Regions from separate parts of the Homo sapiens genome. Here region 2 is linked to region 1. Evidence: chromatin loops called from intact Hi-C (ENCODE). Cell type or tissue: endothelial cell of umbilical vein. All regions are shown on one strand. Links, peaks and the distances in the headings refer to the core of each region. The heading gives the core; the rest is flanking DNA. Region 1 has its middle 18 kb from the start of NUDT2. Region 2 overlaps UBE2R2 (ubiquitin conjugating enzyme E2 R2).

Region 1 (2,812 bases), core at 268-2,767:
GTAGCCTGGGAAAGCTATTTGAAGGAGGCAGGACTTTAGGAGCCACAAAAGTGATGACATAAATGTTTAAACAAAGGTATCTCAAGCCAGAGGCTTCTCCTCTCCAAACTGTGGTTCTGCCTAGGCTCCTTCCCTAAGTCACCCTCTATGGAGAACTTGGGAAGAACTGGTCATTTTTCTTCTTCTTCCTTTTTTTTAAACATTAATTGGTTGGGCACGGTGGCTCACGCCTATAATCCCAGCATTTTGGGAGGCCGAGGCGGGCAGATCACATCACGAGGTCAGGTGATCGAGGCCATCCTGGTTAACATGGTGAAACCCTGTCTCTACTAAAAATACAAAAAAAAATTAGCTGGGTGTGGTGGTGTGTACCTGTAGACCCAGCTACTCAGGAGGCTGAGGCAGAAGAATCACTTGAACCCGGGAGGCAGAGGCTGCAGTGAGTTGAGGTTGCGCCACTCCGCTCCAGCCTAGGTGACAGAGCAAGACTCCGTCTCAAAAAAAAAAAAAAAATTAATTAATTTTGAGATAAGGGTCTCACTCTAGCACCCAGGCTGGAGTGCAGTGGCACAATCTTGGTTCACTGCAGCCTCACCCTCCTGGGCTTAAGCAATTCTCCCCTCCTCAGTCTCCTGAGTAGCTGGGTCTACAGGTACACACCACCATGCCTGGCTAATTTTTTGTTGTTGTTGTTAGAGATGGAGTCTCACTACATTGCCCAGGCTGGTCTCTAACTCCTGGGCTCAAGTGATCCTCCTGCCTCTGCCTCCCAAAGTGCTGGGATTACAGGTGTGAGCCAATGCCACATGCCCAACCTTGGTCATCTTTCTTCTGATCCCTGTAAAAAGAAGCAACAGGCTACACTCTGGAGCCAACCCCATGATGGAGCAAGATGCTCTTCTAGCTCCCCATTCCCTAAGCTTATTCCCCAGGGAAACTCCTGTGGAGTGTAAAGACGACCACATCAGCAATCTCTTTGCTTGCCCTGCTCACTTAATCCACTGAAACTCTACATAAAGAACCTGGGCCATGGGAGGCGGAGCTTGCAGTGAGCTGAGATTGCACTACTGCACTCCAGCCTGGGGAACAGAGAGAGACTCTGTCCTCCCACCAAAAAAAAGAACCTGGGCCAGCACTTTGGGAGGCCAAGACGGGCGGGTCACCTGAGGTCAGGGGTTCAAAACCAGCCTGGCCAACATGGTGAAACCCCGCCTCTACTAAAAAATACACAAATTAGCTGGGCACGGTGGTGAGTGCCTGTAATCCCAGCTACTCGGTGGGGGCTGAGGCAGGAGAATTGATTGAACCCGGGAGGTGGAGATTGCAGTGAGCTGAGACCGCGCCATTGCACTCCAGCTTGGGCAACAGAGTGAAACTCCATCTCTCGGGAAAAAAAAAAAAAAAAAACCAACAACGAAAGAACTTGGGAAAGACTGGACTCTAGAACTCTGGGACTCTGACAGCCAAAGAGCTGGTAAACTGGCTGAGGTCCCAGGGGAGAGCTCTCCCTCAGAGGGGCTGGGGCAGGGCTCTCCTCCAATTTTAGATTAGTTCTGACCAGCCCCATTCTCTGGAGGAAAACTTCAACATGGAAGCATCTCCTGAACTGGTACAACTCTGCTGAGGTCTCCCTGAGGCCTGGCCTAACCCAAAGTGCAGCATCGGCAGAGTGCTGCTCTGCCAGTTGAGAGGGGTGTGGTGGGGCACGGGAGCTGGATTTTGTAACGCTCTGGGGTCTGAGTTCAGGTTGCCCAAGCCCCACTGGCCAAAAGCAAAGTGGTGATGTTGTCAAAGCCTACTCACCTGCCACATCCTAATCTCAGCTCCTCTCTCTCCCACCCTCATCCACCTCCCATAACATGCTTTAGTCCCACCCTACTGTCAGTTATTCCTGCAAAGAATACAACTTACAGCCGGGCGCGGTGGCTCACACCTGCAATCCCAGCACTTTGGGAGGCCGAGGTGGGTGGATCACGAGGTCAGGAGATTGAGACCATCCTGGCTAACACGGTGAAACCCCATCTCTACTAAAAATACAAAAAAAAAAAAAAATTAGCTGGGCATGGTGGCGGGTGCCTGTAGTCCCAGCTACTCAGGAGGCTGAGGCAGGAGAATGGCGTGAACCTGGGAGGTGGAGATTGCAGTGAGCCGAGATCGTGCCACTGCATTCCAGCCTGGGCGACAGAGTGAGACTCCTTCTCAAAAAAAAAAAAAAAAAAAAAAAAAAAATACAACTTATGAGGGACCTCTTCACCAAAGTACCTACATTTTAATGGAACACTCTGTAAGGCCCAGAGGAATGACTCCAAAGCTATATATACATACATACATATATATATATATATATATATATATATATATATATATATATATATATATATATATATATTCTAAAGCAGTCTTCCCTCTGGCACCCCCTCTTCAAAGCACCCCATCTATAGATACTGCCAGGGCCATCTATCTTGTTAAGTCTCAATTTCCCCAGCAATAAAAATGAGCAGCCAAATCAGGTCATTTTCCAGGTCCCTTCCAACTTTGATGTATGAGGTCTTAGACTTGAGATTCCACAGCCTCCCATTCTGAGAGTGCGGAGCTGGCCAGCCCTTGTTAGGAGGCAGCTCGTCTGTGGTTTGGCACTACTGCCCAGCAGGCATTTATTAAATCAGTGTGATATGGTCCCTGCTGGCCTGGAAAAAGAACATTAAGCTCCAAAAACTTCATGCAGCAGGCCTCCTTCAGAGAATGCTGCTCAGAGGGTGAGGAACAAAACCATTCAGGCCCCTGGCTGTGCTCCAAGATCCTGTTCACTAGT
Region 2 (2,812 bases), core at 232-2,731, 480 kb after region 1:
AACTTGGTGAAACCCCATCTCTACTAAAAATACAAAAATTAGCTGGGAATGGTGGCATGAGCCTGTAATTCCAGCTACTGAGGAGTCTGAGGCAGGAGAATCGCTTGAACCCAGGAGGCAGAGGTGGCAATGAGCCGAGAGTGTGCCACTGCACTCCAGCCTAGGTGACAAAGCGAGATTCGATCTCAAAAAAATAAAAATAAGGCTGGGCACAGTGGCTCATGCCTGTAATCTCAGCACTTTGGAAGGCCAAGGCGGGTGGATCACGAGGTCAGGACTTCAAGACCAGACTGACCAATATAGTGAAACCTAGTCTCTACTAAAAATACAAAAATTAGCTGGGTGTGGTAGCACATTCCTGTAATCCCAGCTACTCAGGAGACTGAGGCAGGAGAATCGCTTGAACCCAGGAGGCGGATGTTTCGGTGAGCCGAGATCGCGCCATTGCACTCCAGCCTGGGCAACAAGAGCGAAACTCCATCTCAAAAAAATAAAAAAACAAAAACAAAACAAAAAATAATTTAAAAATAAAAAATATCTAGGCAAAGATGTACCCTAAAATGCATAAGCAAAAAGTCATTAAAAAACATTATGTCCCGGCCAGGCACGGTGGCTCACACCTGTAATCCCAGCACTTTGGGAGGCTGAGGTGGGCAGATCACCTGAGGTCAGGAGTTCCAGACGAGCCTGGCCAACATGGTGAAAACCCCGTCTCTACTAAATATACAAAATTAGCCGGGTGTGGTGGTGGGCACCTGTAATTCCAGCTACTAGGGAGGCTGAAACAGGAGAATCACTTGAACCCGGGAGGCCTCAGAGATTGCAGTGAGCTGAGACTGCACCATTACACTCCAGCCTGGGCAACAAGAGCGAAACTCTGTCTCAAAATAAATAAATAAATAAATAAATAAATAAATAAATAAAACATTGTATATGTAACTATGTAAAACCAAGTATAAACTGACTTGGAGCAAAATTTAGGTAACCCCCAATGTGCAGTATTAAATAAGTTTTGTTATCCTACTAATTATTTTCAGATGGAATTTCAGCAATGACAAAAAAAATTACATGTTTTTGTTTGTTTTGAGACAGGGTCTCTTGCCCTGGCGGGAGTACAGTGGCACAATCTGGGCTCACTGCAGCCTCGACCTCCCGGGCTCAAGCAATCCTCCTACCTCAGCCTCCCAAGCAGCTAGGACTAGAGGCCTGCACCACCACACCCAACTAGTTTTTTTCATTTTTAGTAGAGACAGGATTCTGCCATATTGCCCAGGCTGGTCTTGAGCTCCCAAGCTCAAGCAATCCACCCACCCCAGTCTCCCAAAGTGCTGAGATTATAGGCGTGAGCCACCATGCCTGGCCAAAAAACAATTACATATGAATAATGAAATATATCCCAATTATTCCTGCTACCTATTTATTAACATACTATTAAGTAGGTGAAAAAGTTTCCTAGTCCTAAATACAATTGTACTTGGTAATAGCTCAGCTGATGGCAAATGTAGTGGTTACTGTTGTATTTGGATTTGTGCCTGGATTTAGTGTGAAATGAGGATATTCCCACTGCTGAGTTTTTCTGCTACGTCATCAGATCACATCTGCCATAGGATATGTTTCCAACATAACATCAGCAAAAGCAATCAAGACATATTTTTTGGGGGGAGGGTAGAGCAGGTTTTCATTTTTCCAAAAATTGCACCAAGGTAAAGCAAAGCTCTAGCTGAGGCGGGAGTGTTGTGTAGGCATTAGCAGTGCTGCCCTTGTTATGCAATCCTTGGACAGCAGCGCAACCCCAAGAAAAGGGTGGTTAAAACATGCTTTCTTATTAACTTGCTCAAAGTGTCAAAAGTCTGCCAACTACAAATCTTTAAAATGTTCAATAATAGTATGTGGGAAAAAAAAGTGTGTGTACACACACACATCCCCCCTAGTAAGGCTATATAATGTGCTGCAGGTTTTAAGGTCAAACTGACAGAAAGGCTGGGATCCTGGCTAAGCCCCACCCTTAAGTTTGTCCTAAGTGAAAACAGCTGACCCTATTTTTCAGCCCAAATGTTGCCTTTTTGGCCTGCCCCGCCCCTATCCTGTGCCCATAAAAAGACTTCAGCTGGCAGAGCAACACAAGCGGCTGAGTGTCAAGGATACAAGCAGCTGAGCATAGGAAAAATTCGGCTATCTTCAGACAGTGCGGCTTCGGAGAGGGGCCTGCCAGAGACAGCCCAGCTTCAGGGAAAGATCACCTTCCCATCCCCTTTCCAGCCTCCCTTTCCGCTGAGAGCCACCCACTGCTCAATAAAGTCTTCTGCATTCATCACCTTTCAAACAGTTCGTGTGAGCTGATTCTTCCTGGACACCGAACAAGAACAGGGTGCTGAGAGGACAGGGGCCACCATCCTGACTGACCCTCCACTGAGGTGGCTGGCACTTGGCAGGCCCTGTCTTGCTCTGTTACCCAGGCTGGAGTATCGTGGCACGATCTCAGCTCACTGTAGCCTCTACCTCCCAGGTTCAAGCAATTCTCCTGCCTCAGCCTCCCAAGTAGCTGGGAGTACAGGCGCATACCACCATGCCCAGCTAATTTTGGATTCAGGAGGCTGAGGAAGGAGAATGGCGTGTACCCAGGAAGCAGAGCTTGCAGTGAGCAAAAGACTTGAACAGGCATTTCACAAAAGAGGATATCTAAATGCCAGTAAATAAATTCAGTTAATATGGTGTTCAACATCATTAGTCATCAAGGAAATGCAAATTAAAAGCAAAATACCTAAAATGAAAAAGACTAGCAAAGATGCAAAACTACCATAACTCTCATATA

The links. Hi-C counts contacts between places; a loop is a spot of excess contacts. Peaks named below come from ENCODE experiments on the same cell type or tissue, not always from the same donor. Only the 100,000 strongest peaks of a DNase experiment are listed, where the experiment ranks them.
Region 2: a loop joins it to region 1, with 12 times the contacts of the local background. A loop is called at or near these places in 1 of 110 quality-filtered maps.

The regions. Positions count from the first base shown.
Region 1 is chr9:34,345,937-34,348,748 of GRCh38, reverse strand. No RefSeq gene overlaps it. Among named protein-coding and RNA genes, the nearest start is that of NUDT2, 18 kb to the right of the region's middle. In endothelial cell of umbilical vein, for the core only: no CTCF peak of the experiment used is centred there; no DNase peak of the experiment used is centred there.
Region 2 is chr9:33,867,536-33,870,347 of GRCh38, reverse strand. The region is part of intron 1 of UBE2R2 (ubiquitin conjugating enzyme E2 R2); the gene reads right to left. It also overlaps the pseudogene RNU4ATAC11P. Among named protein-coding and RNA genes, the nearest start is that of UBE2R2-AS1, 50 kb to the right of the region's middle. In endothelial cell of umbilical vein, for the core only: no CTCF peak of the experiment used is centred there; a DNase peak (open chromatin) is centred at 1,557.